2 separate regions of the Homo sapiens genome follow, and region 1 is linked to region 2. A link is a loop called in an ENCODE intact Hi-C map of the cell type or tissue named here. Cell type or tissue: OCI-LY7. All regions are shown on one strand. Each heading gives the region's core, and the rest is flanking DNA. Links, peaks and the distances in the headings are about the cores only. Region 1 has its middle 85 kb from the start of NPTX2. Region 2 has its middle 25 kb from the start of NPTX2.

Evidence for each region. Hi-C counts contacts between places; a loop is a spot of excess contacts. Peaks named below come from ENCODE experiments on the same cell type or tissue, not always from the same donor. Only the 100,000 strongest peaks of a DNase experiment are listed, where the experiment ranks them.
Region 1: a loop joins it to region 2, with 8 times the contacts of the local background. A loop is called at or near these places in 1 of 110 quality-filtered maps.

What each region holds. Positions count from the first base shown.
Region 1 is chr7:98,700,570-98,703,377 of GRCh38, reverse strand. No RefSeq gene overlaps it. Among named protein-coding and RNA genes, the nearest start is that of NPTX2, 85 kb to the right of the region's middle. In OCI-LY7, for the core only: no CTCF peak of the experiment used is centred there; DNase peaks (open chromatin) are centred at 1,147 and 1,667; H3K27ac peaks cover 2,447 bases.
Region 2 is chr7:98,641,162-98,643,969 of GRCh38, reverse strand. No RefSeq gene overlaps it. Among named protein-coding and RNA genes, the nearest start is that of NPTX2, 25 kb to the right of the region's middle. RefSeq lists an enhancer at 602-661. In OCI-LY7, for the core only: no CTCF peak of the experiment used is centred there; DNase peaks (open chromatin) are centred at 509, 1,689 and 2,159; H3K4me3 peaks cover 1,553 bases; H3K27ac peaks cover 2,500 bases.

The sequences.
Region 1 (2,808 bases), core at 90-2,589, 60 kb before region 2:
TGGGAGGCTGAGACAGGAGAATCTCTTGAACCTGGGAGGCAGAGGTTGCAGTGAGCTGAGGGTGCGCCACTGCACTCCAGCCTGGGCAATAAGAGCAAGACTCAGTCTCAAAAAAAAAAAAAAATGATTTAGAAACCTACCGTTTTTGTGCTGGGATTACAGGTTTGAGTCATAGTGGTGATGCATGCATGCACGACATGGTGAATGAATTTCATGCTACTGAATTGTACACTTAAAATGGTTAAAATGGGCTGGGCTGGGTGCGGTGGCTCACGCCTGTAATCCCAGCACTTTGGGAAGTCGAGGCGGGCGGATCACGAGGTCAGGAGATCGAGACCGTTGGTGAAACCCCATCTCTACTAAAAATACAAAAAATTATCCAGGCGTGGTGGCGGGCACCTGTAGTCCCAGCTACTTGGGAGGCTGAGGCAGGAGAATGGCGTGAACCCGGGAGGCGGAGCTTGTAGTGAGCCGAGATTGCACCACTGCGCTCCAGCCTAGGCGACAGAGCGAGACTCCATCTCAAAAAAAAAAAAAAAAAAAAAAAGTTAAAATGGCAAATTTTATGTTATGTATATTTTACCATGTTTTTCATTTTATTTTATTTTTTGAGACAGAGTCTTACTCTGTCACCCAGGCTGGAGTGCAGTGGCACGATCTTGGCTCACTGCAAACTCCACCTTCTGGGTTCAAGTGACTCTCGTGCCTTAGCCACCTGAGTAGCTGAGATTATGGGTGTGTGCCATCACGCCCAGCTAATTTTTATATTTTTAGCAAAGGCAGGGTTTCGTCATGTTAGCCAGGCTGGTCTTGAACTCCTCACCTCAAGTGATCCACCCGACTCGACCTCCCAAAGTGCTGGGATTACAGGCGTGAGTCACCGCGCCCGGCCTTACCGTGTTTTTAAAATTTTAATAATGTAATATGCCCCAAACCATTGAATTCTACACTTTAAGTGGGTGCATTGTAGGATATGTATATTACATCTCAATAAAGCTGTTTTTATTTTAATTAATTTACTTTTTATTTTTTGAGACAGGGTCTTACTCTGTCATCCAGACTGGAGTGCAGTGGTGCAGTCACAGCTCACTGCAACCTTGACCTCCCCGGGCTCAAGGGATCCTCTCACCTCAGCCTTCTGAGCAGCTGCAGTCACAGGTGTGCACCACCATGCTTCACTGACTTTTGTATTTTTGGTAGAGACAGGGTCTTGCTATGTTTCCCAGGCTGGTCTTGAACTCCTGGCCTCCAGCGATCCTCTCACCTCAACCTCCCAAAGTGCTGGGATTACAGATTTGAATCACTGCACCCAATCAAAGTTGTTTTTAAAAAAGCCAAGGCCAGGTGCAGTGCCTCATGCCTGTAATCCTAGCACTTTGGGAGGCCCAGGCAGGTGGATTGCCTGAGCTCAGGAGTTCGAGACCAGCCTGGGTAACACAGCGAAACCCTATCTCTGCTAAAATTAAAAAAAAAAAAAAATTAGCCGGGTGTGGCAGCATACGCCTGTAATCCCAGCTACTCGGGAGGCTGAGGCAGGAGAATTGCTTGAACCCAGGAGGCAGAGGTTGCAGTGAGCTGAGATCATGCCACAGCACTCCAGCCCGGGCGACGAAGTGAGACTCCGTCTCAAAAAGAAAAAAAAAAAAAGCCGAAAAGGCCAGTGGCAGGTGCTGGTACAGCAGATGGGCCTTCCCTTTGGCCTCTTCTGGTTCTCTCTACTGTTTGTGAAGGGGAGAAATGGATCCTGTGAGGTGACGAGGATCCCGTTGGCGATCACCGCACCCAGCATGACGCCGAGTGGTCAGGGAAACTCCCAGACTTACAGAGAATCCCCTGAGAGGCAGTGCTATGGGTGAGGTGGAGGCCGCCCTAGCAGGCCACATCCCTGGAGGTCACTGAAGAGTCCCAGAAAACCATGCTGGAAGCCCCCATCCAGGAAAAATTCAGTAACTCAAAGGTCTCAACATGCCAGAGGCTTTAGGAGCCAGGAACCCAAGAGGGGACATCTGAGTCATGCAGTGCCGCACTGTCGTCAGCCAGAGATGCTTTAAAGACAAAAAAAAATTTTTTTTCAATGAAAATAGCTTTTCTCTGCTTTCTGATGATGTAAAAATACATGCTCATTGTAAAAGTAATTGCAACAACATAGAAAATTATAAAGAAGAAAAGACACCTAAATGTCACCACTAACATTTTGGGACCATCTTTTCAAGCGTCTATTTAAGCATTTACACACACATGCATATACACACAGGTTCATAAATAGGATCCCATTATACAAGCACATTATATTATGGAAATTTTTTTTGTTTGTCTTGCCTCTGCCTCCTTCCCCCATTCCTTCTCTTCCTTCCTTCCCCTCCTCTCTCCCCACTCTCCCTCCCTCTTTCTCTCTCTCTTTCTTTCCTTTCCCCATCACTCCCTTCTGGCCAATGTCAGCCTGGGATATGACTCTGTCCATTTTCTCTGTACTCCTGTTATGTTAAACAAACATGCCACGACATATCTACATAATCATGAAGGGAGGAATGAGGGCTGTGGCCAAGAGGTGCCATGACCTTGTAGGAGAGGGTGATCCCAGGGATGGGTGCAGCCAGGGAGGCTTCCTGGAGGAGGTGGAAGATGTACGTATCCATTGCTACATAACTCACCACCCCAAGGGTAGTGGCATGAATCACAATCATTTTAGTAGGTTCATGGCTTCTGTGGGTCTGGAATTCAGGAAAGGCACAGTCTTTGTTCCACGTGTCTGGAATCTCAGCTGGGAAGACTGGGATCATCTGGGGGCTGTTCCACTCCCAGTTCTAC
Region 2 (2,808 bases), core at 241-2,740:
GGGGGCCCACTCCACCCACTCCAGATGCCTCCCTGATCTGTGGGGCAGGGACAGGCAGGGTGCAGGGTTCAGCTGGATTCCTGGCCATTGACTGACCTGGGCTGCCCTGGCTCTGAGCTGGTGACCTGGCTCCTGCAAGCTTGTATCCTCACTGGGGTCCTCCTCCTGCCCCTTCTCCACCTGGCACAGCAGGGCTGGGCACCAGGTCTCTTTGCCTGGTCCAGGAAATGTGCCTCCATTGGGGCCTGCGGTCCCACTTCTGGGTCTGGTCTCTTTCCTGCATTTCCTTCTCCAACCCTGAGGCATTCTAGGTTCTGGGGTTGTGTACTGTAGAATAACTGTGTCATCTCCCATACGCTGAGTATATGCTGCATGCTGGGCCCTGGGGGAGTCCCTTCCTTGCCATGATAGCCAAACTCACAGCAGGAACTGGGGGCCAGAGATGGCCCCAGCCATCTCTGCCACCTGGTATTCACAGCCTCTCATATATTGTAATAAGGTTAGTCTGTGTGACCAGTACAAGACAGTAGAAGTGAGGGCATGTCTTCAAAGGCTAGGTCATAAACCACATTACGCTTTCTCAGATTGCTCACCCTGGGAAGCCAGCTGCCCTGTCATGAGCAGCCCTTTGTGTTTTTTTTTTTTTTTTTTTTTTTTTAGAGACAGGGTCTTTCTCTGCAGCCCAGGCTGGAGTGCAGTGGTGCAATCATGGCTCACTGCAGCCTCAACCTCTGGGCTCAAGCGATCCTCCTACTTCAGCCTCCTGAATAGCTGGGACCATAGGTGCTCCACCATGCCTAGATAATTTTTTACTTTTTGTAGAGATGGGGTCTCCCTGTGTTGCCCAGGCTGGTCTGGACCTCCTAAGCTCAAGCGATCCTCTCACCTCAGCCTCCTAAAGTGTTGGGATTACAGGCGTGAGCTACCACGCACTGCCGTGAGCAACCCTTTGGAGAGGCCCACGTTGTGAGGAACTGAGGCCTCCTGCCAACAGCCATGCGCAGAAGCCATCATGGAAAGGGCTCCTCCCACCCAGTCCAGTCTTCAGGACTGCAGCCCTGGCCAACTATTTTTTTTTTTTTTTTTTTTGAAGTGGAGTCTCACTCTGTCACTCAGCCTGGAGTGCAGTGGCACAATCTTGGCTCACCGCATCCTCTGCCTCCCAGGTTCAAGCAATTCTCATGCCTCAGCCTCCCGGGTATCTGGGACTACAGGCATGCCCCACCATGCCTAGTTTATTTTTGTATTTTTTTTTTTTTTTTTAGAGATGGGTTTTCACCATGTTGGCCAGGCTGGTCTCAAACTCCTGACCTCAAATGATCCACCTGCCTCGGTCTCCCAAAGTGCTGGGATTACAGGCATGAGCCAATGCTCCTGGTCCTGGCCAACATTTTGATTGTGACTTTATGAAAGACCCCTGAGCCAGAACTACCCAGCAAGGCCACTCCTGGACTCCTGACCCACAGAAACAGTGAGATATTAAACATTTGTTGTCTTCAGCTGGTAAGTTTTGGAGTCATTCGTTACGTAGCAACCAATAGCTAATACAGTCAGCTCCTTCAGTCCTCAGGAGAAGTCTCTGCTGTGTAAGACTATTGTTCTCCCTGGTCCAAGCAGAAAACAGCAGCTCACAATCACCCAAAGAGGAAGTTGTGCAGAGAAATGCAAACTTGAGGGTTTGCATCTGTTGGAGCTGGTGCCACATCAGACCTCTGGGCTTTCCATCCGTCGGCAACCATACCGCCCTACTCAGCAAGCGTGACCTAAGCTTGGAAGGCTTAACTCCTCAAAATAAGCCCACAAGGGTTCATCGCCCTGATTTCACAGATGAGCAAACACGTCAGACCACCACGACTCACTCAGGGTCGCACAGCTGGTGAGGAGGGGCGCCCTGCGGGAATTCAGTCACCTGGGTTTATTGGAGGCTGGTGCCCTGCTGTGCAGGAGTGGCACCTCTTCAGGGCAGGGAGGAATGCTGAGGTGTCTGCCCAAGGCTGGTCTTTGTGGTCTCAGGCTGTCCCCCAACTCCAGGGCTGCTGGGCCTGGTGAAAACCTGAAGATTCCCCTTCCACTTCCCCAAACCCTCAGCTGGCACAGAGCCTACAGCCTGGGGTGATGAGATGTGGTCACCTGCAGGACCGGGGTTTTAAGAAGCAGCTGTTTCCTGTGGTCTTGACTTTTAAAGAGGTTTCAAGTCCAACTTGGACCCTCAGCTCTGGGGATGCCTGTAACCATGGCAGCGGCTCACAACAGCAACAACAAATATTTGCTGAAAGAGAAAGAGCAGGGAGGGAGGGAGACAGCGAGGGAAGCAGGAGCATGGCTCACCCCTGGGCACCTGCAGATGGCTGGGGGGCTATCCCTAGGTTCCCAGGGGGCACTCAGATGCCTCCAGTAACAACTTTTCTACTATCCTGTGCCTGGGTGGAGAGTTTGTCTGTGGGGGTGTTGGGAGGTCCCATGCCCCGTCTTAAGCACTGTTTCCCCCAGGTCTCTGCATAAAATATGTCCCCAGGACATCATGTCCAGGACCAGACCTCAGGTGGGCCTCCCTTGACCTAATTATTCATGTGAACTTAGACAAGTCCTTTCTTTTACCAGAGCCTCAGTTTCCTCATCTGCGAAAGGGGAATAGCAAACTGGCCTGTGTTTTCAGAGGTGTGTGGCTAAAGTGAATTCCAGGCCAGGCACAGTGGCTCACAGCTGTAATCTCAGCGCACTGGGAGGCTGAGGCCGGAGGATCGCTTGAGGCTAGGAGTTTGAAGCAAGCCTGGGCAGCAAAGTGAGACACTGTCTCTATAAAAAATA